Linked DNA regions of Homo sapiens: region 2 is linked to region 1. A link is a loop called in an ENCODE intact Hi-C map of the cell type or tissue named here. Cell type or tissue: chondrocyte. All regions are shown on one strand. Each heading gives the region's core, and the rest is flanking DNA. Links, peaks and the distances in the headings are about the cores only.

Region 1 (8,721 bases), core at 438-5,437:
TGATGTTTTTTCAATAGAGACAAGGTCTTACTATGTTGCCCAGGCTGGCCTCAAACCCCTGAACTCAAATGATTCTCCTGCCTCAGCCTCCCAAAGTGCTAGAATTCTAGGCGTGAGTCACGGTGGCTGGCAGACTCTGAATTTTTAAATCTCCCCAGATGATTTGATTTAGCCAGATGAAGGGATGGAACCAGTGCCTAGAATGCATGAGCTCCCTCCTTACCAGCACCACAAAAGGGGAAAAAACCCACCTCTGTCCCCACTGCCACACATTAGGTAGCACTTGAGACTCCTCAGACCGAGGTAGCCAGGTGCAGCCCAAGCTCTGCGCCACACCCAGTCACCCTCCCTCTCCCATAACATATGAACACCTCCTCCCATCACCTGGGCTCATTTTTCTCTGAGCAGGTAGAGACTGTGGGGCCATGAGGAGTCCCAAGAGCTGCTCATTCCACCTCTCTCATCTAAGACCCACATCCCTCCACTCCCCTGCTCTGAACCCAGAAGCCCCAGGCGGGAGCTGAGTCACAGAAAGACAGGAGTCACTGCTCCTTCCCTTGCCTCCTCGGTGGGTACACCAGGAAGCGAGCACTGCATTCTCCTATGGAATCCCAATACCTGCTTCTGCTTCCTACCTTCTGTCCCAGCAGAGCCTCTGGTAGAGTCCCCTGTTCCAGCACGACATGCAGTTTCAGTGCTGTGCCTGGTGGGACTGCATCGCCAGCATGTCACAGGGCCAGGGCCACACTGAGTTTAGGGATGGGGCCTTTGAGAAGCTGAAAACATGTCACTTAATTCAAATATATTTACGGTTGTCTCCTTGTGATAGGAATTATGCATTTGTGATGGAGTTGAGTCCTGGCACAGAGATCAAGAGGCCGGAAGAGCAGATTGGAAAAGGGAGTTCAGAAGCTTAGTCCATGGTCCTGTCCGCTCAAGATCAGACATGCTTGGAGCTCTGCTGAATTTTAATCTTCACTCTTATTCAAAACCATTGACTCCTAACGCCTGGGAAAGCCAGTGGAGAGAGGGCTTCCCTCTGAGTAAATTCGAGGGAAGCATGTGGTAGAGAATACCCATGGCTGTCTTGTAAAATGAAGCCCCCAGGCACCAGCTCTAAATTCCCTACCGAATGTGACTTACTCATCTAGTTCCATCGTCCAAGGCCCCAGTTTTCTCTTTGCTTCAATATGTACATCAATATACTATCTTCAACTTTTGTAGCATTTTCTATGCTGTTTAGCCCTGTATGCATTATCTGTTTCCTTTTTTTTTTTTTTTTTTTTTTGAGACAGGGTCTCACTGTAACCCCAGGCTGGAGTGCAGTGGCACGATGATGGTTCACTATAGCCTTGAACTCCTAGGCTCAAGCAATCCTCCCACCTCACCCCCGGCCAGTAGCTGGGACTACAGGTATGTGCCACCATGCCTGGTTTTTTTTTTATACAGGGTCTCACTGTTACCCAGGCTGGAAGGAATGCAGTGGCGTGATCATGGCTCACTGCAGCCTCGAACTCTTGTGCTCAGGTGATCCTCCCACTTTTGCCTCCTGAGTAGCTGGGACTACAGGCAGGCACCACCATGCCCAGCTAATTTTTTGTGTTTTTTTAATAGAGACAGGGTCTCACTATGTTGCCCAGGCTGGTCTCGAACTCCTAGACTCATGCAATCCGTCTACTTCAGCCTCCCAAAGGGCTGGGATTACAGGCATAAGCCACTGCATTCAGCCTTTTTTTTTTTTTTTTTTTTTTTTTTGTGGAAACAGGGTCTCACTGTGTTGCTCAGGCTGGTTCAAACTCCTGGTCTCAAGTGATCCCCCTGCCTCAGCACCCCCAAAATCTTGGGATTGCAGGCATGAGCCACCGCACCTTGCCTGTTTACTTTAGATTTGGGATCCCCAAGTTCCCCCTGCCATATGCCCCTACCAAATGAAATCTCTCTAGTCACTCTTCTCATTCAACATTCATGGTGGCAAGACGAGGAAGATTATTGTACACTCCCTGAGACTTAGAAGGAAATGGGCACCTGTTATTTCAGCTGACCAGATTCCTTACCCAGAAATCCACCTGAAAGAGGTCTGGAGTCAGCATGAATTACTAGCTGTGTGAGGTGAGGGATGCCGCTTCACCACTCTGAGTGTTAGCTTTCCCATCTGAAACACGTGGATAATATTGGCTACACTGCAGAGGCCCTGAGAGGATTACATGTAATGTATGTAAAGCAGCTGGTACACAGTAGTACTCAATAAATGGTAGCTATAATTATTACTCACCTCCTTCATCATAATCTTCAAGCATGAAAAGTACTGTGGGTGTCTTGAGGGTCCAGCCGAGCAGGACAAGGCATTCCTTTCATGTTTTCTTTCCTAACTGCATTGCCCTCCTCACTCATTCTTTTAAAACTAAGTAAAATAAGACTGACCTAATTCTTCCCACATTTATCCAAATGAAAAATCTAGAACTCAGCTTTGCTGCTCTCCAGATTCTGTTTTCTGCCATCAATCCGCAAGGACACACCACCCAACTTTTTTTTAAATTTACAATTTTTTTTTGAGACAGAGCCTTGCTCTGTCGCCCAGGCTGGAGTGCAGTGGCATGGTCTCCACTTACCACAACCTCTCCCTCCCAGTTCAAGCGATTCTCCTGCCTCAGCCTACTCAGTAGCTGGGATTACGGGGGTGCAGGCTACCACACCTGCCTAATTTTTTTGTATTTTTAATAGAGATAGGGTTTCACCTTGTTGGCCAGGCTGGTCTCGAACTCCTGACCTCAAGTGATCCCCCCCCCCCCCCGCTTCGGCCTCCCAAAGTGCTGGGATTACAGGTGTGAGCCACCGCGCCCAGCCAAAAAAAAAAAAAAAAAAATGTTTTTTTGAACCAAGGTGCGGGCCAGAGCTATTCGGCTAGAACTGAGAAGATAGCGACACTGTGTGGTCACATGCAGAACTGCAGACCAGTCTGGAGTGGGTTCCAGGCTGATCATTTGCTCCGACCTAAGGCCGTGATATCTGTCAGATGAGACGTTAGGTCCATTAAAAAGTTTACTTGCATGTTAGAAAATAAAATGAGGAAGGAAACATAGCACCTAAAAAGCGTGAGTGTAATTATTTCCTATTTCACAGACGTGTCCTGCCTGTCATAGCATTCAAGGTCTATATGGCTTTTGCTGTCAAAACAAAAAGGACAAAAGAAGGCCAGCCACAGGGCGTAAGTCAGTTTTCTTTCTTTCTTTCTTTCTTCTTTTTGAGACAGAGTTTCGCTGTATTTGCCCAGGCTGCTGGAGGTGCAATGGTGCCATCTCAGCTCACTGCCACCTCCGCCTCCCGGGTTCAAGCGATTCTCCTTGCCTCAACCTCCCAAGTAGCTGGGATTACAGGCACCCACCACCACGCCCGGCTAATTTTTGTATTTTTTAGTAGAGACGGGGTTTCACCATGTTGGCCAGGCTGGTCTCGAACTCCTGACCTCAGGTGATCCGCCTGCCTTGGCCTCCCAAAGTGCTGGGGTTACAGGCGTGAGCCACCACACCCGGCTGTAAGTCAGTTTTCAAATGCCTGCTGGGTGCCCCCAAGAGCCGTGGAAGATTTGCAGAAACATCCTGGCAACCCTTACCCCTCTCAGGTCTTACTTTTTGGCATGCTCAGACCTTGAAGAATGAGGAAAATGTATGAAGGAAGCAATTGATACTGTAGAGTGGTCCTGTCAGAGGGAAGATACCTTTAAATCATCCACAGGGATGACTGGCCTTCAAATACAGCTCAGTATTGAAAAATGAATGCACCTGCAGGGCAGAATACCAGCCAGGGGCTGTCACTGACTCTAGTCTATTCTCTGCTTCTTAGCAACTTGGCTGCCTGAACCCTGCAAGGTAGATGAATGGGTGTGTGTCCTATCCTGGGTTATTCAGAGAACAGAAGCCTTCCTCTTCACACTAGTGGGCTCAGGTTTTTCCTTATTTTAGACAATCCTCAGGACTTGTTCCATAATTATGCATTTTCACAGATAAAAGACTCCTCAGTAAAGCTATCATGAGAATTTCCAGAGTAAATACTTAGGGGTCTCATTCACACCAACTGGATTATGTGTTCTCTGGATCTAACCATCCGCCGAGAAATTTATGAGAACGTGAGCAGTTCCTCTCACCTTGATGAGTTCTTCAGCCCCTCCACTCATTGACTTGAACTGCTGCAAAGTCATGCAATGGTGGACAGAGCCCTGACCAGAAGCCCCTCCTGGGAATCTGGGACAAGGACCAGGAGAGATTCAGAGTCCCTTCCTGGGGCTGGAACTGTGAGAGAGAGAGAGAGAGAGAGAGAGAGAGAGAGAGAGACCTCAGAGGAGAGAGGAGGAAGGGAGAGGGATCCAGAGGTGTCCAGGTCAGCTCCTGAAGACCCTGGCGTCTTTGAGACTCTTGGGACCCTCATGTCATACTCCTTCTTCATAATCTGACTCAAATTGGTTTCTATTACTTGCAATTTTGATAGAACAAATGATATGATGGACCACGCAGTTAATCACATTATGCCTCAGTTTCCTTGTCTGTTCATGAAGAAACATCATTCATTCATTCACTCAGCAAATATCTATTGAGTGCTTTCTTTGTGCTAGGCACTGTTGTGGGTGATGGCAGACATAGCAGGGAACAAAAGAGGTATCAAAACTTCCCTTATGAAACGTAACTGCTGCTAAGAAGTCTCTGGAAATAAATATACGAAAGACGTAACTTCCAAATCAGGGACCAGCCGAAGAGCTGGCTGACCCAACAGGCAGAGCACCAATATGGAATGAGGCCAGGGTCACTTCAAACAGTACTCACTCCTTTTGGCTTTACAGTGAGATTGGATCAAAAGGGTTCACCTTTTCTATAGTGTCTGTTCTTTCACGTCTTTCCTTGGGTCCCTGCTGAAGTCCCCTCCTGATATTCTGCTGAAAGCCTCCCCACCACCCGGTTTCCACACCAGCAAACCCTCTCTTGCCCCGAGTGATTTGAGTCTGTTTCTTTCTCTCTCTTTCTCTCTCTCTGTCAATACTGCAGTTTCCTTCTGGCTTTGGCTGTGAGCAGCTTTCAGTCTATTTTCAGTTCTCCTGTGGAGCAGCAGATAATACACATACATCTGTAATTCTTAAAATCTCATTGGAACCATCCCTCCTCCCACCCAGTTGTTTATCACAACGACTTAGAAGGCCTAAATTAACTGATTCAGCTCTGTCTTCTACTGCTGCTTCTGGTAGGGCTGCAAATGAGCAGCATGAAGACCAAAAGGCCTGCAGCAAGAGGGAGGAAGCAAGGACTGGAGAATCTACGTGAGGAATGCCCAAACTCTGCAACAAGCTAGAAAATTAACTGTGGATGGCTTCAGTCTTCCACACTGCCTGACGTCTGATCCTCACTGCTGGGCCCAAATCTTCTTACTTCAGAGAAAAATGGGCAAGCTCCCATACTTCTTATGTAAAACCAGAATTAAAGCACCCACCCTTTACTTACTGTTTTAGTATAAACACAATGCAGAGATTCTTACATAATAAAGAACTAACAGTAACACTTAGCAACCATGGCTCACAGCCCTTCTCAGCTCCCCAACATTCCTTCTAGAGATATGAAGCCTGTCATCACCAGCCAGGCAGAGGACAAACATTTCCAATAAAGATAGACAACCCAGGCTCTGCAACGTCTCAGCCAGAAGTGTTGAGTTGTTTTTAATTTTTTACATACTCCATGCCTCTGGTGCCTCTCCACCTCCACCCCCAAATTAATGAAAAATACTCATTTCCAGACACACACATAGAGAGACACACACACACACACACACACACACACACACACACACACAGAGGTTCTCCCAAAATCCACCTGCCCAGTGTCAGTGGTGTCTGGCAATGGAGCAGAGTGTTTCAGATGGAAACACTATTTTCCACACTCTCGGGGTGGTGTGGCTCTCTGCCAAGGAATAGGCTTGTCTGATAAGCTACTGCATCTGTAAGATCTCTATCTCATGGAGGACATCTTGCTAGTTCCTAAAACTGCAGGGGATGACGGAGCTTAAATACGATACTAATGATTAAAGAGAGGAAGCAGGGCAGAATTTCCAAGGCAATAGCCAATTTGAGGTTTCAATACAAAGAGCAAGTTTTGTTTCTCACCTCAAAGGATGGAGAGTGGAAGAGAACAAAATGGGCTCTCCAAGTAAGGACTTTGAATCCAAGTTCTGGAGAATTTGTCCATGATGCTTGGATGAATGGAAGCCTGCCCTAACCTCAACCATACCTGTGACTGCCTTCCTATCCTCCCATCCTCTAGCTGTCCATCTGTCTTCTTATTAAATGGAGGCAGTCAGGCATACCTTTCTCTTAATTTTTGAAGATAAGGCAAAGACAAATAGCTAAGAACATATCGCCTTATGATAGACATTCAGGAAATAGATCAGTAGGTCTCTACCCATCGTAGGCAGAGGAGGGAGGGAACATCCCAGGGCAAATCAGTTCTGCCCTGTACCAGAAAGCTCTTTCCAACGCATCAGCAAGGTTCCCTGGGATGGCTGGGACTGCTTGGTCGAGGCATTACACCAATGTAATGATCTGGTGAGACTACATGTTGATTATAACACATTTCAGGTACTAGGGAACCCTGCCAGGGGCTGCAGAGAGCACTGGGCTGGGAATCAGGACCAGGCTTCCTGCCTCCCGGCAGGTCTTAGCTCTCCGTAACCGCAAGTCCAGTGTGGTCTTTGAGCTAACAGCATCGGATCCCTTCAGGTCCCAGGCTCTGCCCCAGACCAGCTGAATATGAATTCCTGGTGCTGGGGACCCAGCACTCTGCATTTTTACAAGCACACTAAGGTGTGGGACCTGCTCAGGATCTGGAGGTTCTTATCTGGAGCCCCAGAAGCTTAAGCTGTGATTGCCATGTTCCCTTCCTGCTCCAACATTCTGTGATTCTGAGCAGAAGCTCACTTGCTTTTCTCAGGTTGGTTTCCACATTCTCCAGCCACATTCCTACAGCGTTACTGGTCACTTCACAGACAGGATTCCAATCCACCAGGATTCAACAAGCAAGTAACAAGTAACTATACCCGTATGCCAACCTACTTAGAAAAATAGGTCAGTGGATGCAACAACCACGCTGGTGTTTGAACACAACTTGCTCCCACATCAGAAAGAAAACTGATTCACTCTACCACTTGCCATGACTCTGCAGGAAAACCTTACTCTGATAAGGATTATCCATCTCCCTCCATGAACACGGAAGTGACTTCTGGGGATTGTGGACAATCATTCTCAGCTCATTTCTGGGGGCTTCTAAGAACAGGTTAGATTTCAGCTCTTAAACAGTTTGAGCACCTGATACAAAGTAATTCCCCAAACCTCTAGAACTGATGTGGGGAAGAACAGTGATGTTAGCCAGTGTTTCAAAACCCTATTATCATGGTTGATCTGTGCATCTGGATAGTTATGGTTAAAGGTGGTTAAGATGGTTAAATGTCAATGAATGAAGACGAGGACATGGTTTTCATCTTTTGTAGACCAATTCACTTCAATCATTTTTTTTTCTTTCGAGACAGGGTCTCACTATGTTGCCCAGGCTGGAGTGCAGTGGCATGATCTTGGCTCACTGCAACTTCTGTCTCTCAGGTTCAAACAATTCTCCTGCCTCAGCCCCCAAGTAGCTGGGATTACAAGTATGCACCACCATGCCTAGCTAATTTTTGTATTTTTAGTAGAGATGGGGTTTCGCCATGTAGGCAAGGCTGGTCTTGAACTCCTGACCTCCAGCGATCCACCCACCTCAGCCTCCCAAAGTGCTGGGATTACAGGCATGAGCCACCCTGCCCGGCCATAACTTCAATCATTTTCTTTCATGAAAATGAAATGTCACCTTGAAAGTATCAACCAAAGGAATCTGGGTAACAGTGTGAGTTAGCTACAGGTGAAATAACTCTAGGTCTGAGGTTCTTGGTTGGGTCAGAACATTCTCCCTCAGGTACTAAAGAGACAGGTAGTATGCATGGCATAAATGCCCTCAGGCAGAATCTCTTTTAAGCAGTTTTGCAATATCATTTGCTCATTATAACCCAAATTAACACATTAATTATTTCTCCAGAAATAAAGTTTTCTAGAATAAAACTGATGTCTTTCTGTAGTTACCGGCTCACCTGCAGGCTGGTCACTCTACAGCAGCCTGGCTCCATGTCTCCCTCAATCACTCCTTCCTCCCTTTTTAGGATAATAACATCTCCCTTCCTGGATCCTCAAGCTCAGCCTTACCCTCCTGGCCCCAGATACTGGAGTCCAAAATTGCAGACAGCAACACAGAGGAGACGGCAAAGGGCATCCCCATTACCCGTGCTTTAACAGGGACCCAGGGAACAAGCCAGGGTTCGCTTGGTAGGCTATCAAATAGGGGAAGGGAAAGAGGCAGGTAAATGTGAGGTTTCAATTTAAATTTCTGAACTCCCTTGTGTATAGCAGTAATATTAATGGCTACCACTTCCTGAGTGTTTAACTGTGCTAGCTCTTGGGGTGAATGCCTAAATGCATCACCTTATTTAATTCTCAAAACATTCATCTGTTCCTCTCCCTGATCACCAGACTATACAGTCTAAGGAGTCTCAATTTCCTTACCCTCATCCACACTGCAGAGCAGAGTTCTAAAGGCCAAATAAAAAATAAAAGGAGACTCATGAAAGATCAGCGTGGGTCCAAATAAGGAAAGGGAGCAAAACCTC
Region 2 (11,357 bases), core at 2,879-7,878, 630 kb before region 1:
TAAGACACAGAGTGGAGCAGCCCTGGAGGCAGCAGGAGGGATTCTGGGTAGAGCAGCCCCGAGTGTATGTCTCTAATAAAGCCAGGTACAAGCTCCTCGGCTCACTGTCCATGGACAGTACAATTAATCACGTTTCCACTGCCACCTTCCCACCCAGCCTCGTGGTCATCTTCCAGAGTCTGCCTGGTTAGGAAAGGAAGTCCTTTGTCACAGATCATTTCTTTCTCCCCAAGAGGGCATTTTTTCTGCCCCCAACCAGCACTAATCCCTCATTCTTATACATATCCTCCAACATATCTGCTCCAAGATTTCTGTTGTGGGACTGCCACCCTGCAGGGCTGCCCAGAGGGAGTCAACACCATTGTCTCTGAAAACACGCCCCTGCCCAGCTGAGCCCAGGGAGGCCCAGAGGACAGTGCCCCAGCACTGCCACTTTCCTGATGCCCTTTATCATACCCTGCCCCCAATCCCCAATTGCCTTGACATCTGTGAAGCAAGGCAGGCGCTGGCCAGGAGGCTCTCTCTGATGCTGGCTCTCCACCTGTCCATGCTTACCACCTGTGGACTCCAGCTCTGCCGGGCCAATTAAAACATTGAATCTTCAGAGCGAGGGCAGTTTGGCCATAAATGCCCAGGAACTTCCCCTGAATCGCTTCATTTTTCCAAAGGGGAGGTAAAGTCAAAGAAATACTAATCTGGGAGTCAGAAAAGCAGAATTCCACCCAAGCTTTATTACTAACTAGCTGTGCGATTTTGGACAGGTTCTTTAACTTCTCTCCTTCAGCATCTGCATGTGTAAAGCAGAAGAATTAGGCCAGGTGATCCTCCAAGTGCAAATATTCAGTGATTCTATGTGACTTGACGCGAATTTCCTCTTATCAGAAGGGTAACTTGAGCTAAGTGAATGTGAACATGTAAATGGCAAAATAGGGAAGCTGTTCTGACCACTTGGGATCCTAAAAAGTCACTTAAGAACTAGGTGTCCCCGGTGTGTACCCATCGGCAGCTTGGATCATTGCCCATATGGCACTGATACACTGATCACGTAACGCCTGGTTTAATCCATGTTCTCCAGTGGCACACAAGTCTCGGTGAGGGCGTCGTGCCTTTATCTCACCCACCGCTGTATCCCCAGTCCCTAGTACCACCAGCACAGTGTAGGCACTCAATAAATATTTGTGGCATGAATGAATTTCCACTGTACAAATCTGATTTCCTGACTATACCGGAGACCAGGCAGCAAGCACACATTTAATAGACTCTGCAGCTCTTCTCTATCTCTTCCCCGTAGATTTCCACAGGAAAATGGGCTTCTGATGGTTCTAAAAGTGAGTTTTGTCCAGCAGGGTTGCCTCTGGAGGTGGCTAGTTTCCCTCCTCCATCCACCCCCTCCCCAGGCAGTGAAGGAAATTCAGGATGACTATTGGGCATAGTGCCTCAAAAGCCACATCCACTCAAAGACACACAATTTGCTGCTGGGCCATGGGCTCTTTTTTCCCACCTGCTCCTTTTTGGCATGTGCCTCGACTCTCATACCCTCCCTCTGTACTGTCTGCACCCCCTGACACTGCAGGAGAGAAGACCCAGCATTTTTCAGGAAGCTTGGCTCCTGCTGGCTCTGCTAACCACCTGAGGGCATATCTTCCCCATATGGGATGCATTTGGTGCATAATTAGTCAAAGGCATCCGATTTCAATGAAGCCCTAGTTCTCCCAGCTTGGTCCACAGTGCACGAGAGAACCCTCTTAACCCGACCGGCAGCCTGACAGCTTGGCATTTCTGTATCTTTAAAGGCAGGCTGAGTTGGAGAACAGACTTTTAATTAAAATTTACCTTCCTATACATGTGTTGCCCCACCATTTACATTGTAATTTTCAGGTCACACATGCATATTAGTGCTACCTTTTGGGTGCTGGCAGTGGCAGCTCTACTGATGAAGGCTACACTGCAGGATCCATTGACTGGGGCTGCCAGAGCCACTGGGTAGCTGGCATCCCGCAGCAGGGTGATTAATCTGTATGTTCTTCCTCATAGCTGTTGTAGATACAAGCATGGGGCGGTGGGTGGTCCTGAGGGAAAACAGACAGAAGGGAGGCACAGACCCACCACGGACACACAATACAAAATGCAAGGGCACCTTCTCAGCCCCGCAGCCAAACTGGGTGGAAAGGGCCACTCCTCAAGACCCTGGAAAAACAGACCCCATCAAGGAACACAAACCCATTAATGGACAAGCTGACTCAGAGGGAAAATGGGGTTGCAAACACCTTTGATGGGGAGAGGCGGAAAAGCACTTCTGGGGTGCAATCAACCTATTTCAGGGCAACTGACCATGCTTTCTAGGTTGCCAAGGCCAGCTGGTTGATTGGTTCCTGAACTGTCCAGGAAGGCAGAATCTGCGCAAGAGCCTCAAACTCCAGAGCAAAGTAAACAGGCCATCATCATGTACTTAGCAAGAAATCCTCACTCCTCAGAGAGAAGCTGGCTGGAGAGGGAGGCCAGGGAGGGTAAATGACAGGCTCTCATACTTACTGCACATTCATGCTCAAGGAGGAGGGGCTGGGGTGTGGGCAGGAAGCTTCAGCTGTGCTTCTCCAAAGGACAAGGAAGAGGAAAACAACTGTATGTCCTTGGGCAGGGCTCGGTTCCCTTTGATGATTCAGTTGTCAGTGGAATTCTTGAGGGTCTTCAACTCTAACTCAGTGCCTAGCACACAGTCTGACCAATGAATAGTTATTGGATGATGCAAAAAAAAAAAAAAATCAATGATCAGAAATCGTTTTCAGCCAGAGCTATATGTTAAAATCACCTGGAGAATGTGAAAAAATTCAGATGCCCAGGCCACATCTTCAGAAATTCTGATTCCTGTTCATAATCGTGATTTCCAAAGTGTGGTCCCAGGCCAGCAGCAGCGAGTCACCTGGGAGCTTGTTAGAAATGCAAATTCTCAAGCTCCATCCTGGAGCCACTGAAACTCGGAAGCTGGAGCCCAGGAATCTGTGTTTACACAAATCCTCCAGGTGATTCTGGTGCCCACTCAAGTTTGAAAATGAAGGGCGTGGAGTAGACTGTAGGATCCTGGCATTGTTTTTTGTTAAATGATCCCAGATGATTCTTATGTGTGGCCAGGGATGAGAATTACTAACTTAAAGAATCACAGGAGCACTCCCGATGGCACATGGTCTGCTTTACCCAGAATCACAGAATTGGAGGGAGCTTCTCATCAGCCAAGACCACATCAAGACCACGCAGGCTGAAACTGCTCTTCGGGCCCTGATCTCCACTGACCCAACCTTCCTAAACAGCCACGGAACACACGAGCAGCCACGTTCATTCTCATTCCCTCATTTCTCTGGAACTGCACCATGTGCAGCACTGCCTCAAGGGACACTGATCGCGTATCCAGCGACACTCCATGAGGCACGGGTCGCAATCACAATCCAGACGAGCAGGAATGACTCAATACTTGCCCGATCCCTCCCCTTGGGAAGGTCATTCCCAGAAACCCTTCCTCTAGAATATTCCTTGGGAAAAATGGAGAGAAGGGGTTAAAAGTACCAGGAGACCATGAAGGAGGAAAAGCCATAATTTGAGAAACCCAGAAGGGGTCCTAACGGTAAAGAGCCCTCTGTCAACTGGGGGCAGGCCCCTGTGGGACCTCCCACCTCTGGGCCCGGGGTAATTGGGACAGTCAGCCAGACAAGGCACACAGCTTCCAAATTTCTTGCATGACCTCTCCACACACACCCTTCACTTTAGATTTTGCCTCCAGAAAACAAGAATAAAAATCTGCTTAAAATTCCTCTGGCGTTCCAATGTGCTTGGGGCACATGAGTAAGGGAGGGCCACTACCAATTTCAGTCCTGAGGCACATTCTTTTGGGACAGTGAAGAAATCCTTTCTCCTGTTATGAGCATTGCTCAGTAAGAAAAAACATAAAAGTTGTAAGCATGAGTTCCCAACGCACATTTCCCACTCTCCAGAGGAGGGCTGCTCATGACAGCCTGAGCCTGGGTCCTGTCATTGTTTCTTGTTTGTCTCCTTCCACTGGCCACAGTGCTCTCGGGGGAGGGACTGCGCCTCCTCCACTCTGCAGCCCCAGCCCTGTGTCCGGCACACCATCCACACTTGATCAACAAGAGCCCCCGAATGAACCTCACAGACCTGTTCTTCAGCCACCCAGAGAAGCCCCGAAGCCAGAACTACTGCAAAGCAGCTGGGTGCTGGGCCATCAGGCCCTGTTACCTGTGACATCTTCCCACAGGGTCCTTACTGTGCAGAGCCTGTAGACACTGGCCCTTCCTATCTGGCTTCCTGCCTAAGGCATATTTTCACCCGCTCGCTCCACTTTCAAGTATTATGTTCTAGGAATACTAGCCACTAAGACATCTTCTCAAATTCCTTATTAAATAGGCCAGAGCCTAGGATAATTAAGGTTCTTGCTTCCTACTCCCTTTTAATGCAAACAACCAAACCTGTTTCCCAGGCCTCAGCAAGCTTTGACATTAACTCTAAATGGAAGGTCAAGCAGGCCAGTCTTGTTTCAAAGCTCTTTGCAAAGAAAAAGGACAACTGAAAACAGAACCGGCCAGGTATAAATGACGAGTATTTAGCTCTTGGTAACTCTGTTCATTCTAATAACTCTGGCAGTCATCCATAATTCACACGAGGCAACATCCCTTTAAACAGCTGAGTGAAGAAAACAGGCGACAGGACTAGGAGACCTTCATTTTTAGTTAGAGTTCATCCCCTGGGAAATGTCCCTGGGCCTCAAACTCCCTGACTATAACATGAGGGCTCGCCTAAACGAAATGGCCTGAAAAGCTGTGCAGTTTGAAGAATCCCTATCTTCAGTGGAAAACGGCTGAACTTTACCATCCATGTGGTATTCCTTGCACATATAACGTAAATTCCTAATAAAACACTCCCTTCCACTGCCGCCCAAAAAGCCGCTGGGTAGGTGCGCACCAGCCTCTCTCGAATGAGCACGTTAGCAACAGGTTGAGAAAAAGAGTAGAAATACCGTCAGATAAGAACATGGGGTTTGGAGACCAGGGAACGGTGGAAGGGAGCCTAGGAACGTCGAAAGTAAGTCTCGTCCATCACTCTGCTTTGAGTGATTCCAGCTCTGCGGCACAGCAGAGTCCTCTCATTGAAAGTCAACCCGTCTGGGATGAGGAGGTGTTTAAGGAGAGTTTAAGAACAGAGCTCCTAAGTTCCAAAAGCTCCTGAGTTGTAGCCGGCACAGGCTATGGGCAAGGAAGGAAGGCTGCCATTTCCTCCACTACCTGGGCTCTCCCTGCAGCCCTACGTCACCTTCACAAGTGGTTCCAGCCAGTGGTATGTTGTTAAATGTTTTAGCAACTGGCTTTTAGGAGAGGGGGAAGGAAAGCTCTGGGTGTAGCATATGCCAGTTTTTGTGGTGTAAATGTTCCCACTACTGCCCATTTCAAGTTATCAATGTGATGACATTGAATGCCCAGTGTAAAGGGTTGAGTTCAGTCAGCAATCATGAGCCCTTCCCACCCGCTTGACCCAAGGAAGAGGAAATTCCTGCTAGGTAACACGCAGGGATGGAATGGAGAGAAACAGAGTGTTTCTACAGAGGGAGCAAGGTGTGAGTGACAGGCTGCCGTCAGCACTTAGCGGCCCGTCCCTCCTCCCAGAGAGCAGGAGAGATGCCAGGCACCACTGGAAGCCAACCCAGGATCTGCAGAACGGCCCTACCCCAGGCCCCGCTCACTGAAGGGCATCGCCCACCAGAGGGCAGGCTGGAGAAATGAAAGGAGACACATGGCCCTGGCCCATTCTGTGGCTACCAGGAAGGTAACAAGGAGGAGGCTTCAGGCTCTAAGGAAAATGAAGTTTGGGGATCACTGGTAGAAGTTAATTATCCTTGCTTCCCCTTGGAGCAGCGGGCATCCCTTCCCTGCAGACTCACACTGGAACAAGGCTGAAATGAGAGCCGCCTGCCTGCAGCTTAGGGGCAGAAGTGTCTCGTCCAACTGCCACTCAGTCAGGAAACTGAACAAAGCAGGACCCCATAGAGTGCACAGGCCGGAATTATGGTAAATTACAAAGCAATGATAATCATTTACATGTGTGCGTGTCTGCCAGTGTATGCCTCACTTTCACAGACCTTTTTTCTTTTTAATTCTGATCCTGGGAGGCAGACAGAACAGTGAGCTCTCTCCCTAAAGAGTTGACAGCATAGAAGCGGGCAGTATGCCCGCCTGGAGGGCTGTTCTGTGCTGCGCCTGGGTCCTGTTCTGCACCCTCCTCCCCCAGCCCCTCACTGTCTCTTCCTTTCAGTGGCTCTTCTCATTCATTCCATCTTGGCAGCAGCCGCTTGTGTAACTAAAACCGCAAGAAACTTTGTTTGGCTTCGAATTCAGAAGAAATTCCAGTAACTCACTTCCCACTACCAAAAAAAAAAAAAAAAATCTAGAGGTCTGTTCTAGAGAATTCAGCTTTTTCCGTGGGTAAAATATTCACAAAAAAATGCTCCCTCTCCCCAGCTTACCCCACTCCCCCGCTGAAGCCCCAACATCTGAAAGACATCGGCCCCTCACTCATGCAGCCCGGCAGAGCCTCAGCACTTCCTGAGGGCCAGGGACGAGCTAGGGGGATGGCGGGTTCCTGTTTCGTGGCTGGAGCCAAGCAAGTTAAGAGTTGTTGAAAGACGTGCTTGGCTGGTCTCTCTCCTCACCCGGGTATACTGCTGTTTTGTTTTCAGTGGACAAGGAAGCCAGGGATGAGATCTCTGAGCATCCAGCTCCCGGATCTTGGAAAAAGGCATAGCCAAGGCCCTCCTTACTCCTCCCCACCAGCCATATCTAATATCTGCTAACATCCTTGCAAGCAGCTTCATGCCTGCATGAATGAAGCACAAGTAGCTGCTGCTAACTCAGGAGGAAGGACTTTACTCTGCATGTCCTAGGCCCTTTCTATTGAAAGTGGGGCCCAGGATTCGGACCAGACGGCAGCATCCTCTGGGAGCTTGTTCCAAATGCATCATCTTGGATCCCCATCCTGGATCTCCCGAATCAGCACTGCATTTTCACAGGATTCCCTGGCACTGTCTTTAGACCATGTGCCAATAAACATTTCAGTGTAATAGACACGTATTGGGTACCTGCTGTGTACCGGGCACTGTGCTGGGTGCTAAGGTGATAAAATTCTGAAAGTGGAATCCCTAATCCAGTGAGTATACAGGACAGACTGGCTCGTGGCAATAATGCCCTGTCCCTGCAGGCTGAGTGTGGATATAGAGTAAGGGGTCCATGGTCTTCCCTCATGGAGGTGAAGGCTCTAATTTGTCCAGCCCAACCTTGTGACTTCAGATGCTTCCATACCCTGCATTTTCAGTAGAATTCTGTGACTGATATTGGTTTGCTACCCAAAGTCTCCCCTGAAAAAGGTAAGATACTTTGTCAGCCTCCCTTGCAGCCAGTTGTAGCTAGTTAATTGGATTGTGTCACTAAGAGTAAGGAGAAGTAGCCTTGCACCTTGCTACTCAAAATGCAGTTTCCAGCCACACTGACACACTCTGGCAGCTTGATCAAAATGTGGAATTTCAGGCTCTACCCAAGATCTACTACATCCAAACCTATATTTTAACAAGATTCCCAGGGGATCCTTGTGTAGATTAAATTCAAGAAGTACTATGCTAGGGACTTCTGGGAAAGCCTCTGTTTTATGTAAAAAAAAAAAAAAGGGCCAGAGTGTTATTGGCTCCACTCCTTCCTGGTTCCACCTGCCTTGAATGGGGGTGTGATGCCTGGAGCCCCATTGACAACCATCTTGCAACCATAAGGAAATCAGCTTGAATATGAAAAGCCAACAGACTTAGTATAAGGAAGTGGAAAGAGAGAAAGAGCCTTGGTTCTCAGTGGCATCTTGAGCTGCTGAACCAATTCAGAGTCCTTAAGTATCCTGTTACTTGAAGTCGAGAACATTCCTAACTTACATGTACTCTCTGTTCTTTAAATGAGCACAGGTCTTGAGGTGGCTGATCAAGCCTGAAGAAAGCTAAAGATTCTGCTGAGACCTGCCGCAGCCAGACTGCAGGTCTCCTTTTCTCTGGCAGGAGGCGGGTGCGCTGTACCTGACCACTCATTCAGCAGGCACAGCTGACTCTGATCCCATGAGCTGTGAGGGAAGGAGTGGTTTTGGTGACCTCCTCCTAAGGTCATTGTCTCAGACAAAGCTTTCCAGGCCTACAGGGGAGCCTGAGTTTTCTTCCGGGTGTTGACTTGGAACTCAGTTTCCATAAAGCTGCTGTTCCTGTCTCACTCCTGTGAGAGGCTCCCTAAGTCTTCCCTATTGAGAGGGAAATCCGGGCGTTCAGCCCTGTCTGCCAAGAGTGTGCTAGGGCTGTCTAGTGCCTTTGGGCTCACAGGACTCTCCTTACTTTGGGGATAGGAAAGAAGAAGAGGGAGGAAGCAGGAGAAATTGGATGTACCCTAATCCAGCCTCTAAAATGTCAAGTCCTGCGAAGTCCCCCAAATTCCAGGAATGTCACCCCCTGTGTTCCCTCCCTCCAGAATCTCCAATCGGTAGTTTGGCTTTGGGAACAGAAGCTCTGGATTGGTTCTGAAATAATAATCATTATAAAATTAGGTAAATCCCCCTAGGTTCTTCTAAAGGAAGGAAGATAAGGAATGAGGGAGGGAAGAAGGCAGGCAAATTATGTATGGCAAAAAAAGAGAAGATTCATAAACACATAGTATAGGAACTATCCAAAATGAAGGACATAGAAAAAAAAGAATTAAATAAAATGAAAGTGCCAGTGATCTGTTCGACAATGTCAAGCAGCCTAATACATGTGTAATTAGAGTTCTCACAGGAATGGGGGGAGAAGCAAAAAAAAAATTATAAATAATAGCCAGAAATTTATCAATTTTAATTTTAAAAATATAAACCCACAGGTTCCAGAAGCTCAAGGAATGCCAAGCACTAGAAACATGAAAAAAGAATTATACCAAGGCACATCATAATCAAATTCCTCAAAGCAGTGATCAAGAGAAAATGTTAGAAGTAGCCAGGGCATAAAGACACATTTAGGTACAGTGGAACAGACAAGAGGGACAGCAGGTTTCTTATTAGAAACAACACAAGCAAGAAGACAGTGGAATCATAGCTTTACAGTCATGGAAGGAAAAACTATCACCTGAGAATTCTATACTAAGTAAAAATATCCTTCGGAAATAAAAGTGAAAAATAAAGACTTCTCTTCAGACATAGAAAAGCTAAAAGATTTTAATCCTAGCAGACTTGCACTGCAAGACATGTTAAAGGAAGTCCTTTAGGCAGAAGGAAAATAATATGAGATAGAAGTGTGGATCTACATAAAGGAATCAAGGGTACCAGAAATGGTACTGACATGGTTAAGTATATATGATTTTCATTGAAAAGATCATTGACTGCCTAAACAAAAATAGTAACAATGTATTGTGAGGTTTAGAACAAATGCACAATTAGCATGTATGGCAGCAACGGCATAAAGGCCAGGAAGGGAGTGATCTAAGTGTGCTATTGTGAAGTTCCCGTACTATATGTGAAGGGGTTTAGTAACAACTGAAGACAAACTGCGATGATTAAGGCCTGTTGTGGGGTGGGGGCGGGGGGAGGGAGAGCATTTGGAGATATACCTCATGTTAAATGACGAGTTACTGGGTGCAGCACACCAACATGGCACATGTATACATATGTAACTAACCTGCACGTTGTGCACATGTACCCTAAAACTTAAAGTATAATAAAAAAAGGATGTATACTATGAGCCCTACAGCAACTGTTAAAATAACAAAACAATGGATTTTAGCTAATAAGTCAACAGAAGAGATGAAACTGAATCCTTAAAAATACTCAGTTAATCCAAAAGGAGGCAGAAAAAGAGGGAAAAGGGAACAAAGCTACATGGGACTAACAGAAAACAACAAGAGGTTAAACCGAAGCACAGCAAGGTATCAAGAGGTTAAACCGAAGCACAGCAAGGTATCAAGAGGTTAAACCGAAGCACAGCAAGGTATCAAGAGGTTAAACCGAAGCACAGCAAGGTATCAAGAGGTTAAACCGAAGCACAGCAAGGTATCAAGAGGTTAAACCGAAGCACAGCAAGGTATCAAGAGGTTAAACCGAAGCACAGCAAGGTATCAAGAGGTTAAACCGAAGCACAGCAAGGTCTCAAGAGGTTAAACCGAAGCACAGCAAAGTATCAAGAGGTTAAACCGAAGCACAGCAAGGTATCAAGAGGTTAAACCGAAGCACAGCAAGGTATCAAGAGGTTAAACCGAAGCACAGCAAGGTATCAAGAGGTCAAACCGAAGCACAGCAAGGTATCAAGAGGTCAAACCGAAGCACAGCAAGGTATCAAGAGGTCAAACCGAAGCACAGCAAGGTATCAAGAGGTCAAACCGAAGCACAGCAAGGTATCAAGAGGTTAAACCGAAGCACAGCAAGGTATCAAGAGGTTAAACCGAAGCACAGCAAGGTCTCAAGAGGTTAAACCGAAGCACAGCAAGGTCTCAAGAGGTTAAACCGAAGCACAGCAAAGTATCAAGAGGTTAAACCGAAGCACAGCAAAGTATCAAGAGGTTAAACCGAAGCACAGCAAGGCATCAACAGCAAATTGGTTGAATATGCCAATTAAGTCAGGCTGAATAAAAGAGCAAGACCCATCTATCTGCTGCTTATGAGAAATCCACTGTAAATATAAAGACACAAATAGGTTAAGAGTAAAGGAACAGAAAAAGATATGCAGCTGTCCCTCAGTAACTGTAGGGGATTGATTCTAGGACACACCTCCTCCTGCCCCACAGATACCCAAATCCTCAGATGCTCATGTCCCTTATATAAAATGGTATGATATTTGCATATAACCTATCCACATCCCTCCATATGCTTTAAATCATCTCTAGATTACTTATAAAAACCAATACAATATAAATGCTATGTAAATAGTTGATACTGTATTTTTCATTTGCATTATTTTTGTTATATTTTTTATTTTTATTTTCCAATATTTTCAATTTGCATGTGCAGAACCTGAGAATACAAAGGACCAACTATACGATACTAACACAGTCAAAAGGACACTGGACTGTCTATATTAATATCAGGCAAAATAAATTTCAGCGCAAAGGCTATCACTAGGGATTAGAAAGGGCTTTTCAAAACAGCAAAGAGGTCAAGTCTTCAAGGGTGCATAACAATCCTAAATGTTCATGCACCTATTAACAGAGCTTTCAAATAAATACATGAAGCAAACACTTTTCTTTGTAGAAATAGGCAAACTGATTTTAAAATTCATATGGAAATGCAGAAGGTCTAGAATAACCAAACAACTATGAAAA

What was found. A loop is a pair of places that touch in the nucleus more often than their neighbours do. Peaks named below come from ENCODE experiments on the same cell type or tissue, not always from the same donor. Only the 100,000 strongest peaks of a DNase experiment are listed, where the experiment ranks them.
Region 2: it touches region 1 in a loop (2.9-fold over the local background); 3 of 110 quality-filtered maps call a loop at or near these places.

The regions. Positions count from the first base shown.
Region 1 is chr12:1,647,211-1,655,931 of GRCh38, reverse strand. WNT5B (Wnt family member 5B) reads right to left here. Exons shown (of 5, transcript NM_032642.3): 5 at 8,720-8,721. Among named protein-coding and RNA genes, the nearest start is that of MIR3649, 8.8 kb to the left of the region's middle. RefSeq lists an enhancer at 8,339-8,721. In chondrocyte, for the core only: CTCF peaks have their summits at 2,742 and 2,944; no DNase peak of the experiment used is centred there.
Region 2 is chr12:2,279,380-2,290,736 of GRCh38, reverse strand. All of the region lies in intron 3 of CACNA1C (calcium voltage-gated channel subunit alpha1 C), which reads right to left. It overlaps CACNA1C-IT3 (CACNA1C intronic transcript 3), which reads right to left. Exons shown (of 3, transcript NR_046769.1): 2 at 2,533-2,718; 3 at 1,992-2,069. Among named protein-coding and RNA genes, the nearest start is that of CACNA1C-IT3, 15 kb to the right of the region's middle. In chondrocyte, for the core only: CTCF peaks have their summits at 5,563 and 5,767 (motif pointing right); a DNase peak (open chromatin) is centred at 5,729.